Regions from separate parts of the Homo sapiens genome. Here region 2 is linked to region 1. Evidence: chromatin loops called from intact Hi-C (ENCODE). Cell type or tissue: chondrocyte. All regions are shown on one strand. Each heading gives the region's core, and the rest is flanking DNA. Links, peaks and the distances in the headings are about the cores only.

The links. A loop is a pair of places that touch in the nucleus more often than their neighbours do. Peaks named below come from ENCODE experiments on the same cell type or tissue, not always from the same donor. Only the 100,000 strongest peaks of a DNase experiment are listed, where the experiment ranks them.
Region 2: it touches region 1 in a loop (3-fold over the local background); 20 of 110 quality-filtered maps call a loop at or near these places.

The regions. Positions count from the first base shown.
Region 1 is chr20:14,052,131-14,057,514 of GRCh38, reverse strand. All of the region lies in intron 2 of MACROD2 (mono-ADP ribosylhydrolase 2), which reads right to left. Among named protein-coding and RNA genes, the nearest start is that of MACROD2, 59 kb to the right of the region's middle. In chondrocyte, for the core only: CTCF peaks have their summits at 1,972 and 2,184 (motif pointing right); no DNase peak of the experiment used is centred there.
Region 2 is chr20:13,117,043-13,122,426 of GRCh38, reverse strand. It overlaps SPTLC3 (serine palmitoyltransferase long chain base subunit 3), which reads right to left. Exons shown (of 12, transcript NM_018327.4): 8 at 4,702-4,921. It also overlaps a transcript of TASP1 not described here. Among named protein-coding and RNA genes, the nearest start is that of ISM1, 100 kb to the left of the region's middle. RefSeq lists an enhancer at 134-183. In chondrocyte, for the core only: CTCF peaks have their summits at 2,488 and 2,722 (motif pointing left); no DNase peak of the experiment used is centred there.

The sequences.
Region 1 (5,384 bases), core at 269-5,268:
ATTTTAGCCATTCTGCTGAGTGTTAATATTATGTCTTTACAGTTTGAACTGACTGCTCAAATCTCTTTCCCATTTATTCTATTGGGTTGTCTGTCCTTTATACTGATGTAGGAGTTTACATAGTATGGATATAAGCCATCTGTCAGATATATATATTACAAGTATCTGCTGTTACTGTTTTGTTTTTCTCTTATCAGTAACTTTTGATGACAGAAATTCTTGAACTGTCAACAGTCCAGGTTATCAATCTTCCCTTTTATACCTGTGAGTTGTGTGTCCTGTTTAAGAAACATTTTCCTACTTCAAGATTATAAAGTACTGATACTTTCAGTCTGATAGAAAGATGTAAGATATTCTCTTATACTGTCCTCTAGGGGCTTATTTTACTTTTCACATTTAGATCTTCAATCAAATGTGCATGGTGGGAAGCAGGGATCAAGTTTCATTGTTTTTCCCATTTGGATATCCACATGATAAGCAATGTTTAATGAAAAGATTGAATATTTTTAATTGATGAAGAATAAAATATATTATGAAGATATCAATCACAAACTTCTAAGAATCAAATAATGTAGCAATAAAACGTTAAAAAACAATGAGAAAAATGACAAACACACAACAGTAATACAAAACTTTAATAAAATTATCATAAATACATGATAGCTGAAGCACATAAAAAAAAAAAGAGATCTGAATAAATATATAAAACTGTATACCCTTCAGAGGACTCACCTTCTTTGTCAGTGCTTGGGGCACATTTTAAATACTGATCTTATATGTATCACCAAAAAAGATTTTAATTCTCAAAAACCAGAAACTGTACATTCCTTATTCTCTGATTATATTATACTAAAAATGGAAAATAACAATTGTAAACACATACATTTCATCATTTTTAAATACCCTCTTAAGTAACTTTTAGATCAATGAGGAAATTGCAGCTACATTTTATTGAAAATCTAGAAAATAACAAAAACAGCATCTTCTATTATATGGCATTTACTCAAATCTGTAATTTAGAAGCAAATTTAGAGTAATAAAAGCTTTTGCACAAAAAGAAAAATGGAAGTACTAAGTTGTTAGAAAAACCTGGAAGACAAAAAAAACAGGTAAAATTATTTTTTCAGTTAGCAAGCAGAAGAATAAAATTCAAAGGGCCATTGCTTTAAAAAAACAATAAAATACATATATACCTCCAATCTAATTACAATCTAAAAACAGACAACACAAGACATAACATAAATGTAATGATAAAGGGGGTTTTGTCACATATGGAAGTCAAATATCATAAGAAAATTCTATACATAAGTGTTTGCTAATAATTTTTTTAAACTGAACAAAACAGACAATTCTTAAGGAAAACACAAATTATCATATTATCCAAAACCTGAGAAGACCAATAACTATAGAATAAACTGAAAAAGTCATGAAATAAATACCTCTATGAAAGGTCATGGGTAAAATCTAATTATATCATATATTACCCATTTACAATCTGCATAATCAATCAATCAACAGAAATGTCGGTAACACAGTCTGGGGTTCTTATTAAAAACTGGCATCCATTAATTCATTTACTCATTCAACAAATATATATCCAATGAGGACCCTGTGTGTACTGGCCTCTGCTAAATACCAGATACAAATATGTACAAGCCAAACATGATACCTGACCTCTAGAAGTTATAGAACACAAACAAGTAAACAGGTAATTACAACAAATTGAGATGTTATATAAGAGGAGAAGGGACAGGTTTAAAAAAAAAAAAAACAGTACTGATCCCTACTCTCAGCAATGTTGGGGAGAAGAGGGTGGAAGAGACAGCTGGTATATGTTGAATGCCTGCTCTTTGCTGTCTGTGTCAGGTGCCACAAAAAGACATTCTCATTCATTCCCAGTAAGAACTCTGGACAGGTAACTTGCCCTATGCCCAGACTGGTAAATGGACAAGTTTTAAGGATTCATAGTCAAATGTGTATATATATGTATTTTTTTTTTTTTTTTTTGCTCCTGAAACTTCTGATCTTTCCCTAATGCCATTAAAGGAGAATAAGAATAACTAATGGAAGAGCAATAAAAGAGAACACCAAACAAAGGCTGTGGCAAAGGATCAGTAGAGTCAAAAGAGAAAGACTGTAACAGGCTTACAAGTTAATTAATGCATTTTTGGAAATCGATCACTAGAGGGCGGCATTGCAAAGACTATGAATAACAAGTCACAAAAAAAAGAACCAGAGTAAAACTATAAAGAACGCCAATGTGTTTAATCCATTTGTAAGTACTTTTTAGAATGCTTAAAACATTATTTCATGTTTAAGACAAAATAAACGCATGTTTTTCTTTCTTAACCTGAAATGTGTAGAAAATATTTCCTTGGAGTTTCACAAAACAAAGACTACTGTAACATAGTAGATGAGTAAGTCCATAAATACAAAATCTAATTTTATAAACTAGCTTTGGTACAGCAGCTTCTCAGTTTGAAAATAATCATATCGACCTTTATGTTTTCTTTTGTCAACATACTAATATTAACAAAATTAACCCATATAGAACTATTTTCAGAAAGGCAGTCTATAAATAATTATATCATAGAGTCAGGAACCTGAACTTTGAGAAAGTGCCTTTAAATGAAAGGCAAAGACAGATAAATAATTCTTCTAAAATAAAATCACTGCCTGCATGTTCTCATCTCTGAGTACTTCACAATCCAGAGTTTTCTGGCCCCATTGAAATTGTTCTGGACAAATTTACCAGTGGCAATTCTTTACCAAATCTGAAGGATTCCTTGCACTTTTTATGTTTCTACACCTCTCTGTGACATCTGACACAACTGAACATTCTTCTTTAGTGAAACACTAATTTCTTGCATCCAGCATAACCCTCACCATTATACTTTTACTCTATTGGCTCCCTCCCTGGCCACTTTTAAAGTTTAAAAACTTCAAACCTTCTTAAACTTGGGGAGTTTAAAACTCAGCCCTTTTCTATCACATCTTTTCTTTAAACAAATCTTCATTACATGGAGCACTTGCCAAATCTCATTCTCCAGCCAACTTCTCATAACTGTGTGCTAGCTACCTCTGCTTATCTCTGCAGCTCCTCTTCTACCATCCAGCCTTCTACTCTAAGATGTTGCTACAGTAAATGGTCTACAACTTGCACTCAGCTGGAAACTCCCCTCTTGGAGCTCCCCCATCCACCTGCTTTTGGAATTCCTCCTCATCCTTATACATCTTGCTAAATTGTCATACACTCTACAAGTTTCCCCAGTATTCTCCAGGAATCATTCCCATCCTGGTAGCTTTCACTATTGGGTGGATCATACTAGATTCCAAATACTCATTTGGTTTTATTTCCCCACTCAATGTGGTGGGGGAGGCAGAAAAGTAAACAACCAATTACAATAAGTGCTTTAGATAATCCTGAAAGAGTACGATTACATACTAAAAAAATTAAAAACTAAATTTAAAAACCACCCACACAAACCAATTCGCAAGATGGTTTCTATATAACATAGTTACACTCTTAATTTCCAAGTATTAATTTACCGTTTAGGATCAGGGTTTATACCAACACCAAGCTCAACATTTAATAGAAAAAAATCAATATCCTTAATATTACAACATATTTACTATTTAAAAATTTTTATTTTGACATATGCACTAATATAAGGTCTGTTAAAATCTCAAGGAAAAGAGAAAATCATGATTACGCATCACAAAAAGCACAGTTATTTAAGTGTAAAAAATAAAATTTAAGTTCCATCACGCTATCTATGGGAAACAAAATTGAGAAAATTGACCACAATATGAATAGAAATCACCATACTTCATCTTGAAAAATTAGTATTTATTGACAAAAACCCACAATAGTTGGTTTTGAGCACTAAAGAATTTTAAAGTGGAAGTGAAGTACCTTACAAAGCTCTCGTGATAAACACACTGTACTTTTTAGGTTTGGGCAGATGCTATACATTTTCATTCATCCTTGGATGAAATGGAAGCAAAAGTACCTTCATTCACAGAGGACAAAGAGCAGCTCGGATTGTGAGAAGAGTTTATGACAACTGCCCACAGCAGAGACATAATTCCTAGGACTGAAGCACTAGCTGTTTTTCCACATTAAAAGAAGACCAGCGTTTTTCCATCAAGACCCACAAAATTCAATCATTCCTTAATTTACTCCCTTTTCAGTTTTCTACCTTCATTCACTCTAGGAAGGTCTCTTAGAGTTACATATACAACAAAAATACATATTTCTATCACCCTTTTTGTCTGTTTGCCTTCTCTCAAACAGTATTTCTTTTTCCTTCTTCAAAACAGACTTTTCTCAAAGGAGTCTTCAATGAGTCTTTCTTGATTCAAAATGGACTGGAAGACAAGGTGGGATAAAAGGCTCTTTTCCTAGAGCCCAAGCTAGAAAAAAAAAAAAAAAAGAAGAGGAGAAAATAATACAAAATTCTCTCTTAAGAGCAACATTACTTATTTTCACTGAAACAGAAAAGAAAAAAAAAAACTCTACTATTATATGGTTTCATTTCACTTACTTTACCTTGACCAATTTTATGCTCACTTATCTTTGTTTACTTCCACTTAACAGAGTTGTTACAGGAGTAAGTTCCAACTGCTGTAAGTTTTCAAAAACAACTTCCCCACATACTAATGCATACTTTTTATATTATCATTTAAAAAGGACAACAGAATTATGAATTATCAGCAATACAACTGAAGATAGTGTTTCTAAAACTTCAAATAAAAGAATTTCTTAGAAAACCTCTGAGAAATTCCCTGACATATGGTTTGCAAAAAAAAAAATCTGTTTGCAATTTTTTAAGCTGCAGTGAGGCTAGAGCTGTCCTGGAAGCCATTCTCTGAGCTCTTGGCACTTAAGTTTCTGGTATTCTAGAGAAAAATCAGGAACTTAAGACTTAGGGAGCTCCAGTTAATTAACTACTTAATTAAAACGCACAGCATTGTTAACATCTTCATGCCTGAGAAATAAATCAGAGTGTGAAATGGTTAAATAGCCAATTAACATAACCAAAGAAGAGATCATCAACAAGTTAGTTACAAATAAGATTTGTATTAAAAATATTCAAAATATTTAAAATTTAGTACAATTCACAGATCTAAACATTTCCCATTGGTTTCTAAGAGTTATTGATAGCTAATACTATTATGTCAGCATGCTGTGTACCTAAATGTTCCTGATGAATCATATTATCATGTAAATGAGTCTGCAATTCGAAAACTCTGATACAACTTAGTTATGAAGATGACAGAAAAGTTGTACGGGAACAGAAAAAGAAAAAAGACAGAAAGACACTAATATTCTTTCCTAATTTCTCTACCACCCTTGGAAAAGAAGGCCACTGCTCTACCCC
Region 2 (5,384 bases), core at 93-5,092, 930 kb after region 1:
ACACAGACCCCAATTCCACTCTCCTTACCCTGCGGTACTTTCCCTAACCCAGAGACTGTTCCTCTTTTTGGAGCAGGTGGGGAGTTCCTGATCTACTCATCTATATGGTACTAAATCACAGATTGAGTCACATTGGTCTCCAAATGTTTCATGTCTATCTCTCTTGTTTCTCCAAAAGGGACTGAAACTTCCTTGAGAGCAGGGATGGAGCTTTACACTTCTTTTAAAATCCATAGTGGTGGATACCTAGTGGTGGCCTGCTAAATATTGACCGTCTAATGGAAAACAGACGGGTTTTAGAGATGGAGGAAAGGTGGCCAGGGGCCTCAAAGCATATAGGGTATTACTCAACTGCATTCTCAGGGACAAGTGTAGCAATTGTCTCTTAGCTTGGGGACCATCACTGACAAAGATCAGACAAGGAAGTAAAACAAAACTTCCTTTGATCTTGAAAAGGGCTCTTCCCAATGTCCCCAACCCTAATTCACAGATTGAGACATTTTTTAAAGTCAAGGTCATGAGCCTTCTTAGTTTGAATAAATACCTCATCGGTGCAGCACTGGTTCTTTTTAATGTTAAGACTATCTTGCCCAAAATTTTATTTTTTTTGGACTGAGTTTGCTTTCTCTCAGGGTCTGAGTTTCTGGATGGAAGTTTATTTGCTTGTGTGTTTCAAAAAATGGAGCTCTTTGAGTAACTTCTGGAGAGTGTCAGGGAGAGCCTTGATTCCTGGCTACTAATTCCCCCTCTCGTTCCCCCATTGGGTGCTATGAGCCATGAGTTAAGAGGTGGCTTTGGTCTTTTGCAAGGCGAGTCTGGGTCGTGTCTTCTTCAGGGTGGGTTAGAGGTCTCCTCGTATCGAGGTTTCCACGTCCATTTGGAAGTTCAAAACCCTGATTGTTTTCTCTACACACAGGCCTGAAGTTCAAGGGCAAGGGTGGCCTTTTGGGAGGAAATCAGACAGGAGACTCTTAGAATAAACATCTTAGAGCTCACTCCCTGACCCCTGCTTACTTCAAAGGGATGTTAAATACAGCCAGGGCCTAGTGTGCAGGGCAGAGCTCACTTTTTAGAGTGACCTGGCTTTGGCTGGCATGCAGGCTTCTGGGGCTAATGCTCACCCCAAATTTGTCTGCCCTGTCCCAGTTCCCTTCTCCAGAATTCCAGCCCTGCAACCTATCAGTTACAAGGGCTACCATCGCTTCATTCATTTGCAAGTCTCTGGTCAGCCTGTGGAGGCTGTGGGAGCCAGTGTTCGGCACCAGGCATGCAGGTGGACTCAAGATCCTTGCCTGGGGAAAAGTTTGGGGTCTTCGGCATTGACCACATTTCCCAGCAACAGGATCAATACAAATGTGAAAGAATAAAAATAAGAAACCTAGTCCCATCAGCTTAGGCTTTCCTTCAAAGAAGCCATTCATGGCACGGAGCTCTGACAGGTGGAGAGAAGTAGTGATCTGGAATTTCATCAGGAAGGTCTTGAAAGGACAGACTCCTCCATGTTAGGCTGTTCACTGTGCATCTATAGCGGCTCCAAACCCAAAGTGAGCAAAACAGCAAAACTCTGCTGGCTCTGGACAGACTGTTAGCAGTTTCCTTGAGGTGGAAAGTGGGGATCACAGCCTGGCAGCAACTTCCAATTAGCAGAGGGGAATTTGTAGGACACTTTGTGAGGAAAAGGCTCTGAGATAAAAACAAAACCTCTGTTTCCTCTAGTAGTATCGTCATACTAAACCATTTTTTTCTCCTTGTTTTCAAATGTGTTTCATTACATGTCTCATCTGGTTGCTAATATATAAAACTCTGACCTTGACCCATTCCATAAAGATTTCCAGAACCTCCTAGACACTGTTACTGGGAATGCAGCCCCTCTATACCAATATTAACATCACTTAAAAAGAGAGTTAAGAGCCAGATGTTTTTATCTCTTTTTTCTAGATTTTTGGAGCTAACTGATTATTTTCAAATTTCAGGGTTTACTGAGAACCCTATGAGAACAGTGAAATTGAAATTATACACAGTTTCAGAAAAACAGCAAGTCTGAATGTGTGTACTTTAACTTTTTTTATGTTCAATTTTGTTGCTTTTGTATACATTGGTTTGGAATCCTAGCTATTTTGCAATAATCCCCGAATTTGAGATATACGGGAAGTATCTGGGAGATTATTCATCTGTCTATCAACTATCTATCTACCTATCTATCTGTCTTACAGTACAGTTATCAGAGTTTGAAAACTCTACTCTTAATTATTTAAACATACTAGTAGAAGTAGTTTTTTCAAACAAAAATCTTTAGTATTTGCCGAATCCTAATTTAAACAGACTCAAAGTAAAAATTCTTCACAAAATTATCTGAAGTTCATAGGAATAAAATATATGTTTGACTTGAAATTATACATAATGAAACTTAACATAATTAAAAAGAATTAAAGGTACAAAGGAACGGATACATAAGTTCCATCAAATCATGGGCTCATTAAGCCGAAAGGAAGCCAGTTTACCCAGGTTTATCACAGTCTGACCAAAATCATTCCACACAGGTGTGTATCTGACTGATTTTTAAGTCATCAGGGATACAGGCATTTTCTCAAATGCCCTCCTGCTCACCGCCCAGGTCTTGGAAACAGCCCCTATGTTTTCAAGGTTTTGCATCTTGCTGTTTTAGGGCAGATCTCAGCGTAGGCTAACGAATCTCTGCCAGACACGCTCTAATTCTTGCTGCCATCTAGTGGTAAATTTAGACACTGCAGTGTAACATGAAGGGAAGAGAAGACAGAGAAAGGTGGGGAGGAAAAAGGAGGGAGAGGAGAGGGAATGAACAATGCGACCCTCTGTATCCAAATATGCATAAAATGAGCATTTTAAGAGATAAGAAAATGAACAGATGTACATACTTTTTCTGCATCCCGATTAATGTAAATAATGGTAATTTTCACAATTGCTCAGTATCTATGCCAAATGAATAGAAATTGTGTGGACAAGAACGCCTACATCTTAAAAATACTCTAGCTGACATCAGAATGGAGAGCATGAGAGAGAATCATGGTGAACTGGTGTTTACTTCTGCTAGTCGCGAGCCTTTGTTTAAAGTGGGTATCAAATGAAGCTACTCTAGGGGGAAAAATGTGACATCCACCAAATTTGACAACATTTCAAGAATTGGCTTGCTTCGGTTTATTCAGGTGCCTTTGGTTCAGGAAGTAGAGTTATGCTTCGTTAAAAATTTTGTAGTTCAGAACTGCTGCTAAAGTAATCACAAAACCACAAGCTCACAGAGCAATGTAGCCAGGATCAGGGAGCTCCTAAATTTGAGACCCTCTGCTCCTACTGCTTCGACAGTCTAGGAAGGGAACATTTAACCTTTCACCAGATTTAGCTGAATTTTGTAAGATCCTGGGCTTTCCCAATGGTTTTAGCATTACCCAGCTGATTCCCACAGGCCAGTGAAGAGGGGATGAAAAACAATGCTTTGAGCCCGAAAGAAAGCAGTGCTTATTGAAGGGTAAAGGCCACTTAAAACTCTGAACATTTTAAGCATCTGTGCATTTCATGGCAGGGCCAGTGGCCAGAATTAAATCTGTTGTTTTAAATCATGAGCTTTCAATGAGAGGACTGTTTTCTGCTGCACTTCTTGGTTTGTCTAACTGGTTTACCAGAAGTCTGAACTCTTGTTCCTGTTCATCACAATAGGTAAGAAAGTGGGGATTTTTGTTGATACCACTTGCATGCACTGGTTTTGGGCCTGGTGTGGCATCCTAGGCTGAGCCAACATCACTGTCACATCTGCTCTTTGGGACAGGTGTAGGTTTGTCTGAGATAGGTGTCAGAATTTGGACAAGGCTATCCTCTCATTGTTCAGATAACTGGCTCCTTTATCTCTCAAACCCAGGTTTGAATATTGGATTTTCTTTGTCCCTTTCCTTTCCCTCCTTTTAAATTTCTCTCAAATATTTATTGTTTTTTTTTGTTTTTTTTTTCCACAAACCTCTTGGTGATATTGGCACTAGAATGACAGGGCCAACACTCACTTAACAGTCTAATCCCAGCAGATCAGAATTTTTAAGGCATATTGATAAGATATTGGAGAATGGCAGGATTTGACCTATGGTGTATGCAACATTATGGAAAGAATTTTTTTTGCAGAGAATATTTCTTAAAAGTACATTCCTGCCACCGTTTTGATTAAAACTCTTAAAACCCACAACTTGTAGCATAGGGTCAGCCTCCCTAATAACTAACATTGCCTACTGTTGCTATTATCTTCTTTGTGTTTTTTAATGCTTATAGTTTTCAGAACATCCCTTATCACTTCTGGCTTGGTATACATTATTCTCTCTGTGTGTTAAATATGGCCCCCCATTATTTGTCTACCAGATGGATATTCATTCTAAACCATGTCCTAGATACTACTTAACAGAGTTAATTATTCCTCTGCCTGGTACTTTGCATCTTATGTACACGGCCAGTGTTGCCATTTCATTATAGTGTGATCACTCATCACATGCTCCTCTTCACTATTCGAGGGAGAGCTCCTCGATATTCTGGGCCTTATCTGGCTGTGAACCCACTGTAGCCAGGCTGGAGTGATCAGCTGAGGTGTGGTGAACTGAATTGAAGCTTTCATGAAATTCAGAGAAGCCCTACACACGGCATCCCCAGGGCGCTCAGGTTTTAAACAGACACAAGCAGGCCCTCTCTTACCTTCCTTCCAGCTATGTAACCTCCTGAAGCTCCAAAACTTTTGGTGAATGTGCCCATGAGCACATCAACTTCATGAGGGTCTAGTCCAAAGAACTCCGTGACACCCCGGCCGGTTGGGCCCACGGCCCCAATACTGTGAGCTTCATCTATGTAGAGGTAAGCCTTGTATTTCTTCTTTAGAGCTATGATCTGGGGCAGATGCACGATGGAACCTTCCATGCTAGGGCAGAAGGAGAAATGCTCATAACTAACAAATACCCTCCTGGGAAGCTCTGTCAGTTTCCCCATCAATACATCCTAGACAGTCTTCCCTGACACACGCCATTCCTTTGTTCTGAAGGCATGTTTTATTTGGCTGAGACAACCCTTTCAATCTTGTAAGGCCACTTGGGCATTTCTATGCTACTTGGATAAAATAATTTACATTCAATGGATTTAAGTGCTTTTGGTTTCAGCTAATTCTCAAGCAAACAATCAGCTCACTGCATTATTGATCCAATTTATTTGTAAAGCCAACTGGTGTAACTAGACTGACCATTCTGGATTCTAGATATTCTGCTAGAATTGATTAAATTACCCTATAGTCATTCCCTTTATCAGCCTGGCATTGCCTTTTTGGCCAGGTCTGTTTGACTTAAATTTGGTGCTTGAATTGCCATAGATTAAAAGAGGGAATTAAAAAG